Regions from separate parts of the Homo sapiens genome. Here region 2 is linked to region 1. Evidence: read pairs that join two places in POLR2A ChIA-PET (ENCODE). Cell type or tissue: CD4-positive, alpha-beta T cell. All regions are shown on one strand. Each heading gives the region's core, and the rest is flanking DNA. Links, peaks and the distances in the headings are about the cores only. Region 1 holds the start of CMC1 (C-X9-C motif containing 1). Region 2 overlaps LINC01980 (long intergenic non-protein coding RNA 1980).

Region 1 (5,384 bases), core at 149-5,148:
TGTGAGTGGAAATGAACCTAAGTGCCACCTAGAAAGTTTCTTCTATTGAGAAGAGGTGAGTAGTGGGTCTTCAGCGGGACGGCTATTACCTTCCTTCATTTTACTCTCACAAAACATACAGCTTTTACTGATAGAGGCAGGATTTGTAACATCACCCAAATCATACTGTACGTCCTGAGGATATTATTTCACAACATAGAGGTACTTCTAGAGCCCATATTTTAACGTCTAGGAGAGCCACAGTCTTTGATTTGAAGGAGAAATAACGATATTGCACACACCATATCACCTTTATGGTAGAACAAGCTGTGAACAACTAGTGCGTGTGGCGTTTATCACATTTAACAGCGTGTTGCTTTTATTTGTCTCCTCTGCCACACTGCTCCTTGAGAACAGGGACGTTATTTTTATTGTTATTTTCCCCTCGTATTCAGAACCGTGGCTGGAACTTGGCAGGCATGAAATAGACATTTATGAATGAATGAACGTTAACGAAGAAAAAAAAAGGAACTGGATGATTCATTTGGTTCTCCGAAGGCGGGTATGGGGGACGGGGCTCGGACTTTGGCCCAGTCACCGAGTGAGGCACAGTCCCAAAGTCCTGCAGGTCCGCCTCCAGTCACGGCCGACCCGGGTCTGCAACTGGTGCACAAGCCTCCTGAAGCGAGGCTGCGCGCGTCCTGCACGGTCCCGCCCCAAAGGCACGCAGACACGCCCCCTTTCCTGGTCATTCCCCCTGCGAAGTCAGTTCCACTCTAGTTACAGGATTGGGGCGGGGCCAGAAAGGCGCAGGCGCAACGGGCGGCGGAAGTAGGAGCCTGGGAAGGAAGAGGGAACGGGTCCTGGCGGTGCTTTGCAAAGGGCCCGTGTTTCTGTTGCGGGAAGCTCCCGGGGGTCGCACGTGCGTCCGAGCCCAAGCCCCTCCCCTCCACTCCCCTTCCTGCGTGCCCCGGAGCCGCCAAGCGGCTACGTTCTTCTCGGCCCGCCGAGATGGCGCTCGACCCCGCAGGTACCGGGGCGGGAAGCGGGGTTTGCCGAGGGGCCTCGCCCCGGGTCTCACGCCGCGGGCCATGCGGGCTGGATGCCGACCTGGGAAAGGTGCAGAGCTCTGGGTAGCATTGCTTCCACCAGCGTCTCCTCATACCCGGCGGCTGCTTCGCCCGGTCTGAGGTCATCTTCTCACTTGTTGGGGATTATGGTTATCTGAGGTTGCGTTTGTTGTCTAAAGTATCATCCATTGTGGTTTCCAACTTAACGCGACTAGTCTCTTCATTGTCACCCTCTTTTCGCCCCTTAAGGTCACAGATGCATTTAATGTATGCTGCAGACACTCTGGCCCCAGAAAAATTTGTATATTTGTTCTGGCGCACAGTTTTACATTTCTGTTTGGGAGTTCATGGACCCCGAGTTCATCCTTGTAACCCAACTTAAAAACATATTTCAAAGGATCCATCACTATGGCAGGAGTCAGTTTCTTTGGAAAGGATCTTCAAAATCTTGAATGTTGTTTTAATCTCTTTGCTTCCAGCCACTTCCGTTTGCAGCAATAGTTAACTTACCCTCGAATTCCCGTCCTTGTGGAAGGTCACCTGCAGTATCTTTGCGTTAGGCTATTTTTGCAAGGGAATAGATAACATTTTTGGAGGGAATGGTAGTTGGTCTAGTCCATTTCTTTCATTTTATGGATACAAAAAGTCAAAACATTGAGAGGTAAATGGCGTCAAACTTGGGAGATTCAGAAATGGAAAATGCTCTTTCGGAGCCTTCAAGGAGCATGGAAAATATATGTAGCACAGAAATAATGTTTTAATTGAACATGTTATTACCATGCTAAGTGTTCTCTATTATCCAACAATAATATGTGGTATGGTAGGTCCTTTTAGCTCCATTTTACAGATTAGGAAACTGAGGCGAAGAGAAGTTAAGTGACTAGTCCAGCAGGTAGTGGTAGATCAGGGAGTACTCTAATTTGAAGCATAGAGGAGTTCTGGAACATAATGATCATATTCATTTTGGACTAGGTGGTTATGAAGCAGTTAGCAGTTGATCTGGGCTTTGAGGGATGGAATTTCCAGTGGTTGGAGCTGGAGAAGAGGCAGCCCTATGAGCAAAGGTTTAGATAGTAAGGTGCACTGTGCGATGCTTGGTTTCAGGATGACTACCATGATTTGGTTCTTGAGGGTAGAAGGGGTAGAGTATAAGTGAGGGGTGAGTAAGGAAGGTTCAAGTTTAGGCCCATATAATTTATGGTATCTTTTTTTTTTATTTTACTGAAACGGAGTCTCACTGTCGCCCAGGCTGGAGTGCAGTGGCGCTATCTCGGCTCACTGTAGCCTCCGCCTACTGGGTTCAAGCAATTCTCCCACCGCAGCCTCCTGAGTAGCTGGGATTACGGGCGCCCGCCACCACGGCCGGCTAATTTTTGTATTTTTAGTAGAGATGAGGTTTCGCCGTGTTCGCCATGCTGGTCTGGAACTCCTGACCTCAAGTGATCTGCCTGACTTGGCCTCCCAAAGTGCTGGGATTACAGGTGTGAGCCACCGCACCCAGCCTAATTATGGTACTTCTGAACTTGAAGTGACCTTTAAAGTAATCTCATACGGATGAGGAGACTGAGAATGAGAGAGGTTAAAGATTTCCATATATCTACACTTTTTGAATTTAGACAAGGAAATTTGGGAAAAAAGTCTTCATACTTGCTCTCTTCACTTGCTTACCTTCCAGTTACTCATAAGCCACTCCAATCTTGTGTTGTACCCAAGGCCACACAGCTAGTTGCTGGTAGAGTCAAGTCTGGTTAGAACCTAGGTAATTTCATTTCCAGTCCAGTGCTGTAGACCATGCCACCTTTTGAGTATTGATTAAACAAAGACTTGTTGAGTGTCTGGTATATGTCCCATATTGTTCTGGACCCTAGGGAACAGTAGTACATAGGACAAACAAAATTCCTGCTCCCAATAAAGCTTATCTAGTGGTAGAAAAAACAATTAACACCCCCTTTTCCCCCTACACAGACACGTGCGTGGGCACACACACATACACACACACATTTTTACAGATTGTGATAAACATGAAGAAAATAATGTCATGTGGTAGATGGTGAAGAGATTAGTCAGTGAAGAGCTTTATGAGGAAGTGTCATTTGAATTGGAATCTGAGGGATGAGAGGAAGCTAGGCAGAGTGTGCTTGGCCATCAGGTAGCAAATACTTAAAATATTTAACTTGAACGTGGGTCAGAGTGTGGAGGGGATCCATAAGGAAAGATATTGGGAAAGTAGGTAGTCACTAAATGCCTAGATATTGCAGAGGCTGCAAGTCCTCAAAGGCTGGCTGTGATAATAAAGCATTTGGATTTTTTCTAATGGCATCAAATGCCTTTAGAATCTTTTAAAGAGGGCAGTAACATAATTTATGTGTTTATTATCCTCGCTACAGTGGTAGCATGCATTGTAGAGGGGTCAGGTCATAAGTGGAAGAAGGGAGACAGGTTAAGGGATAGGAGCAGTAGTCCAGGCCAAATATGTTTGTATCTTAGCCCAAGATGGTAATAGACAGATGGAAAGAAATATACAGCGTCATGAGGAGAAATTGACAGGACCTGTGGTTGCATTGAATAAGGATGGTGAGAGAAAGGGAGGAAACAGTGGGCACCGTGGCTCATGCCCTTAATCCCAGTGCTTTGGGAGGCCGAGGCAGGCAGATCGCATGAGCTCAGGAGTTTGAGACCACCCTGGGCAACATGGTGAAAATCCATCTCTACTAAAATACAAAAAATTTAGCCAGGCATGGTGGCACACGCCTGTAGTCCCAGCTACTCAGGAGGCTGAGGAATGAGAATTTGAGCCTGGAAGGCAGCGGTTGCAGTGAGCCGAGGTTGCGCCACTGCACTCCAGCTTGGGCCACAGAGTGAGACTTCGTCTCAAAAAAAAAAAAAAGAGGAAATAGGGATAATTCCAGTTTTTGTACGTCAGCAGCTGGGTGGAAGGTCATGGTCAAATCTAACAATGTGATTATTGGAAACTTCATCAAAGGAAGGAATGGAAGCAATGGAGAGTAAAAAAGTGGAGTCAGCAAGTAGGAAGGTTTTTTTTTTTTTCCCTAAATTGTTTTGTCTGTTTAAATTCCAGAATAAAATGTATGGAAGCCAGTTTTTTTTTTTTTTTAATTTCGTGTTTATTTGGTTCATACGTTGAAGCTTAGTTTCACATTTTGATGTTTTACTGCTTTGTACAGCCCACGATGGTATTTGCCCATATTGAGTAAGTGAATAATAGATACACCAATTGAGGTTCATTTAGCAAAATCTGTTTTCCTATTGGTTTATTTTGTATTTTCTGTGATCTTTATAGAAGCTTGATTTTCATTTGGCAGCAACTTTTAATTAACTTTGTAGGGTCTCTGTTTTCCTCAAGAAACTGTGAACCCAGCGAAAAAATGCAGGTTACATGCTTATACATAGTTTTATTTACATTATTTTCCTTTTTTTTGTTAATGTAGCAGTAATAACAGCAATCTTTGCTTATTGCCATGTTCCGGACAAATTTTCAGACATGATTATATTCTCAGATGATGGCCCATAGGAACCTGCACCTGATAAATTTGATTTTTCACTTTCTCTATCAACTAAAGTAATTCCTTTCTCCCTTCTTTGACCTTTCCCCTTTTTAGTTAGGTTCTCTTCCCTCTGTCAACATAGATTCATTCTCTACTTATGCAGAATGGGGCATGGCAGCCTAAGGGAAGTTTCCTTAATCAGGTGTGTGTGTGTCCCTGTGTCCTTCTATTGCTGTTTTTTTCCGGGAACTTAATAAAAGGAGGAAGATGGGACAGAGATAGGGCTTAGGGGGTGGAAAGTGGGTTCAAGAATTTCATGACATTCCATGAGAAGGTGTTTAAGGTATATGTGTCTTGGGAAGATTTAATTATGGATGTTCTTGGAACATTTGGGTTGCAGTACTCCAAGTTGGGGTTCTTTCAGTGGTTCCTGTGGGAATGTAGGTAAATTACCTTTAGGGGTACAGGAACAGTACTAGCCCTTACATTTACTAGAAAATTTTAAGTTAGACATGTAAACAAACTTGAAGAATCTTTTTTGAGCATTGTATGTTTAATATGTAAAAGGTTGTGGAGTTGATTAGAAAAATTTTTTATTTTTTTTAGTGATGGGGTTTCACCATGTCGCTTAGGCTGCACTTGAACTCCTTGCTCAGGAGCACTTGAACTCCTGGGCTCAAGTAATCTGCCCACCTCGGCCTCCCAAAGTGCTGGGATTATAGGCATAAGCCACCCTGCCTGGCCTATAAGAAAAATTTTGATTTTATTATTGCCGCCATATCTCTAGAGTATCTTCTTAGACATAAATTACGTTGGTGGCTCAGAACAA
Region 2 (5,384 bases), core at 304-5,303, 380 kb before region 1:
GAACTTAAACAAATTAACAAGAAAAAAATAAACAACCCCATTAAAAAGTGGTCAAAGAACATGAACAGACACTTCTCAAAAGAAGACATACATGCAGCCAACAAACATGAAACAAAGCTCAACATCACTGATTATTAGAAAAACGCAAATCAAAACCACAATGAGATACCATCTCACACCATTCAGAATGTCTACTATTACAATGTCAAAAAACAATAGATGCTTGCAAGGTTGCAGAGAAAGGAATGCTTTTACACTGTTGGTGGGAGTGTAAATCAGTTCAACCACTGTGGAAGACAGTGTGGTGATTCCTCAGAGACCTAGAGGCAGAAATACTATTTGACCCAGCAATCCCATTACTGGGTATATACCCAAAGAAATATAAATCATTCTGTTATAAAGATCCATGCATGTGTATGCTCATTGCAGCACTATTCACAATGGTAAAGACATAGAATCAACTTAAATGCCCATCAATGATAGACTGGATAAAGAAATTGTGAGATATATACATACATATATATATATGTATGTATATATCTCCAATGGAATACTATGCAGCCATATAAAGGAATGAGATCATGTCTTTTGCAGGGACATGGATAGAGTTGGAAGCCATTATCCTCAGCAAACTAATGCAGGAACAGAAAACCAAACATCACATGTTCTCATTTATAAGTGGGAGCTGAATGATTAGAACACATGGCCACATAGTTGGGGAACAACACACACTTGGGCCTGTCAGAGCAGGGTTGTGGGGAGGAAGAGCATCAGGAATAATAGCTAAGGGATGCTGGGCTTAATACCTAGGTGATGGTATGATCTGTCCAGGAAACCACCATGGCACATGTTTACCTATATAACAAACCTGCACATCCTGCACATGTACCCCTGAGCTTAAACTAGAAGTTAATAAAATAATATGAACATTTCAACCATAGAGCAGGGTAGGAAATAAGGAAATAAATAAATGGCAAGACAGTGTGGACTCCAGAGCCCATCAGTGGCCTATCAATCATGAGTCTACCACTTTTTAGCTCTGTGATCTTGGGTAAGTTACTTAGCCTGTTACCACATCTCAAAAATAAAGATAAGGACTATACTTATCTCACTGGTTTATTGCGAAGATTAAAAAATTGCCTACCAAATACTTAATACATTATCTGGCAAACAATATGTGCTCAATAAAATATATGCATTATTATTATGGGTAACTTTACTGTTCTCTCAGACTATAAGACCCAAACTCTCAAATTCCAAATTTATTTGTGATGGCTCCTTTTTTTTGGCACTATCTTTGCCCACCAGCCAGTAAATAGTTAAATTATTTAAATTCCATGATCTCAACCCTTTATCTCCTTTTCTAATACCTCCTCTGAAATGCAGCTCCTCATGACTTTCCTCCTAGCAACAGAAAATCTTTTCTAATTGCCTTTGTAGCTCTGAGCACATCATTTCTTTTTAAGGATTGTCTATTGCAACTATTTTATTTAATTTCATTTTATTTTTGGAGACAGGGTCTTACTCTGTCAACTGTGTTGGAGTGCAGGGGGGGCAATCATGACTCACTGCATCGACCTCCAAAGCTCAAGTGATCCTCCCACCTTAGCCTCCTGAGTAGCTGAGACTCCAGGTGTGCACTACCAAACCTGGTACAATTTTTTAAATTTTTTTTGTAGAGACGAGGGTCTTGCTATGTTGCCCAGGATGGTCTGGAACTCTGGGGCTCAAGCAATCCTCCCGCCTCAACCTCTTAAAGTGCTGGGGTTACAGGTGTGAGACACTGTGCCCTACCGCACATTATTTCTATATTTAAGATCTGCCCTTACATGACATTGCAATAGATTATAATTTTGGTCATAATTCTTCACTCCCCTGTGATAGGATTGTACATTCATACCTTTGTCTGGTAACTTTGCTGTGCCCTCCTGCTGGGTTTGTTTCCTCACCCCATGTGACTTGCTTTGGCAATGAAATATGAGTAGATGTTGCAAGAGCAAAGGTCTTACCTGTGTTTTTTTATGATTTGGCTCAGCTCTTATGCTCCAGATCCATCATGAGAAGAACATGCCCTGGATTCCTGCTATCCCTTTAGCCATGGCTCCAAAATTAACACACACAAGGAAGACCTGAGGTCAATCCACAGCCTGGATTCAAGTCACCTAATACATAGGAGAATCAGAGCTACCCAGCCACACTCAATCTACGTTAACTGAACCTCAGCTGACCTGCAGATTTATGAGTATGAGAATAAAGGCTTGTTAATGTATATCATTAAGTTTTGTGGTGCTTACTATACATCATAATTGTGTTGATACCTGACTAGCACAGATTACTTTTCCAGCTTCACCTCTGACCATACTCTTGTAAATATGCTATAGTCCAGCTAATTATAACAACTTGATGACCTCTCCCTGTGCCCTTGGCTTTTCTACCTTTGGTATCCTGGTCCTCCTCTCCGTCTTCACATGAATATATGTAGCTGGTAGTTATTGGTTCTGGGCTAAGTAATCATGGGCGACCACTCTGTAACCTTCTCCACTCTCAGGGCAGGCTGCCATGCCATTCATGATTTTGAATTTTTTAGTTTACCTTTTCATATTTGTATAGTTTGATTCCATTACTAAAGAGAGACCTTGATTTTTAATAAAGAATTATTATTTATTGAGGGCCTTTATGTTCTAGAATTCTAATTGGTATTTTATATACAATGTCCATCCATGAGGTAGAGATTATTTTCCCCAATTTTATAGAAGGGGGAGGGGAGATTCAGAGAAGTTATGGAACTTGTTCAAAATGTGAACAGTAGAGGTAAGGCTGAAATCCACTTTTCTCCTGTTTCTCACTACTATGCTTTTTGGCTGTGCCATTTTATCTTTTACAGTTATAACCTCAAAAAATTAACACGTTAATTGATTTTTTAAACAGATAAGTGATAGAAACAACAGTTGTGAAAATCTGGAACATAAAGTGCCACATCTTAGTGGTTTTATTAAAGAAATATTAATTTAAAAATTAGATTTTAAACCTTAAATGGCTCATGCCTCCATCTCTTGAGGCCTGCCTTGTGTATTGCCAATGTTTGTGTCTTCAAGTTCTATAGAACTCAAAAGGAAACCACAGAACAACCACCCCAGGATAGCAGAGAGAGTCTGACCTAAGCCCACAGAAGCCAAAAGTAGCAGGGTTGGAGTTGAAAGCTTACACTTTGTCTTCAGCTCACACCCTGACACCTTTAGGCTTTGTCTTTTTTTAACATCAGGGTGCCAGCCTCGAATTTTTAAACCTTAACTCTGAATTTCTTGACTTTCCATATGTTTAAGATACACTTTGTGTGTTACTGTTTTGAAACAGCTGTTTGTCAGAGCTAGGGAGGAGGGAGGGAATCAAAGTTTAATGGGAGGTGCTTGTCTTAGAAGTGAGGCTGCTGAGCTCGATTCTTACAAGTTGAAGGGCCTCACTCTAAATCAGGGTTTCTCAGCCTCCGCACTATTGACTTTTGCGGCCAGGTAGTTCTTTGTTGTGGACGTCCAGGTTCCTTAAATATTGGTTAGCAGCTTTCTGGCCTCTACTCACCAGAGACCAGTGACACTGCTTTCCTCAGCTGTGACAATCAAAAGTATCTACAGATGTTGCCAAATATCTGTAACCTTCCCTGTGGCAAAATTGCTCTGATTGAGAACCATTGCTCTAAATGAATTAAAAAGACTGAGATCATTTTGTTGTTATTGTTGCTGTCTTTTAGAGACGGGATCTCACTCTGTCACCTAGCATAGAGTGCAGTGGTGAGATCATAGCTCACTGCAGCCTTGACTTCTTGGGCTCAAGTCATCCTCTTGCCCCAGCCTCCAGAGTAGCTGGGACTACTGGTGTACACCACCATGCCTGGCTAGGACTGAGATCAAACTCAGAAAGGAAGGCAAAATAAAGAGATGACAGATGAACATATCTAGAAAAATTATCCTGGTACTAGTTAGATGGACTATGAATGCATTTTACTTTTTAAACAAATCTTATTTATATTATAAATATCTTAGGAAACAAAAAATCAAATAGAAGGGCCATTACTAAATGACCGTTCTCAAAAAATCAAGCAACTTGCATAGATATACCCAGTAAATTAAAGGTGAACCCTAAACTAAAACTTGTCTCTCAGAGCAGGTTATGTATATTGGTGTAGTGACTTGGTAGACTAAGAGCAAAAGTATTCTTGATCTTGGAGTTCAATGTCCGCAGAGCCAGAAAACCTGAGAGCTCTGCTATTTTTAAGCTGCTACATATTGACTGCCTCAATTGCTTCAGGGGCTTTGCTTTGTGTCTTACTATATGAGGTAGACATTATTGTTCCCATTTTACGGATGATGAATATGAGGTATACAGAGGTATCACTTGCCCAGGTTCACGGGGACATGGTCAAGAATTAAAATCAGGTCTGCCTGGCTATCAAGCTTGGGCTCTTCAATCATTATGGTTTCGGCATCCCACAGCTGGGATAAGGCCACGGATTCATTGAACTTGACAAAGTAATCATCACATTTGTTATCTCACCTCACACTGAACCCAGGCCTGCTCTGTCCTCTGATGCCTCTGCCCAGAGCTGACCACGCAAGGGCATTCAAGGAGATTGTTGTCACATAAGATTGTCTCATAGAAGTCTCTGGCTCAAATATTGCATGATTCTGTGATTCTAATGAATGTCGTCCAGAGAAAGGAAGAATGCCATGACATTATTTATACTGAGCTAGCAGGAGCTATTTGGAAAGAAGCACCCAAGTGATGCAGAAAAGTAGATCTAGTGTTTCTGTCAGGAATTCCATATTAGTGCAGGCAGTGGGATATTAGATGGTGGGATATTATATGTAACCTTGTTATAATGGGTGCAGAAGATATGGAAACCCTCTAGTAGGGAAGGCATGGGGGCCTATGGGACCAGACAAAACCAGATGTCATAATGAGGGGCTTCTTGTATTGCTGAAATTCTGTTAAGACACTTATATTCCTCGGACTCGAGCTAAACCTAGGTGTTGCTCATTATTAAACAAAATGTCAGTAAATGTACAGTATTCCAGGCATTATTGATGGTGAGTTTTATTATTTCCCTGAGCTTTACTAAGGTGTTATTGACAAAAAATTTAGATATTTACAATGTACATGTGATGTTTGATATATGTATACACTGTGAAATGATTTAATCAATCAAATTAACTTGCCCATTACCTCACACACTTAGAATTTTTTTGTGTTGAGAGATTAAGATCTAATCTCTTAGCAATTTCCAAGTATACAATACATTATTAATAATTACAGTCATCATGCTGTACAATAGATCTCCAGAAGTTATTCATCCTATCTGACTGACATCTTGTATCCTTTAAACAATATCT

What was found. Peaks named below come from ENCODE experiments on the same cell type or tissue, not always from the same donor. Only the 100,000 strongest peaks of a DNase experiment are listed, where the experiment ranks them.
Region 2: POLR2A ChIA-PET joins it to region 1 with 9 read pairs; 1 of 35 experiments calls an interaction of 5 or more read pairs at or near these places.

The regions. Positions count from the first base shown.
Region 1 is chr3:28,240,804-28,246,187 of GRCh38, forward strand. CMC1 (C-X9-C motif containing 1) reads left to right here and starts at 816. Exons shown (of 4, transcript NM_182523.2): 1 at 816-1,009. The coding sequence starts at 991. RefSeq lists a silencer at 1,029-1,108. In CD4-positive, alpha-beta T cell, for the core only: no CTCF peak of the experiment used is centred there; DNase peaks (open chromatin) are centred at 718 and 3,068; H3K4me3 peaks cover 1,799 bases; H3K27ac peaks cover 686 bases.
Region 2 is chr3:27,858,052-27,863,435 of GRCh38, forward strand. LINC01980 (long intergenic non-protein coding RNA 1980) reads left to right here. Exons shown (of 5, transcript NR_146630.1): 5 at 2,036-2,274. Among named protein-coding and RNA genes, the nearest start is that of LINC01981, 27 kb to the left of the region's middle. In CD4-positive, alpha-beta T cell, for the core only: no CTCF peak of the experiment used is centred there; a DNase peak (open chromatin) is centred at 3,160; H3K27ac peaks cover 1,786 bases.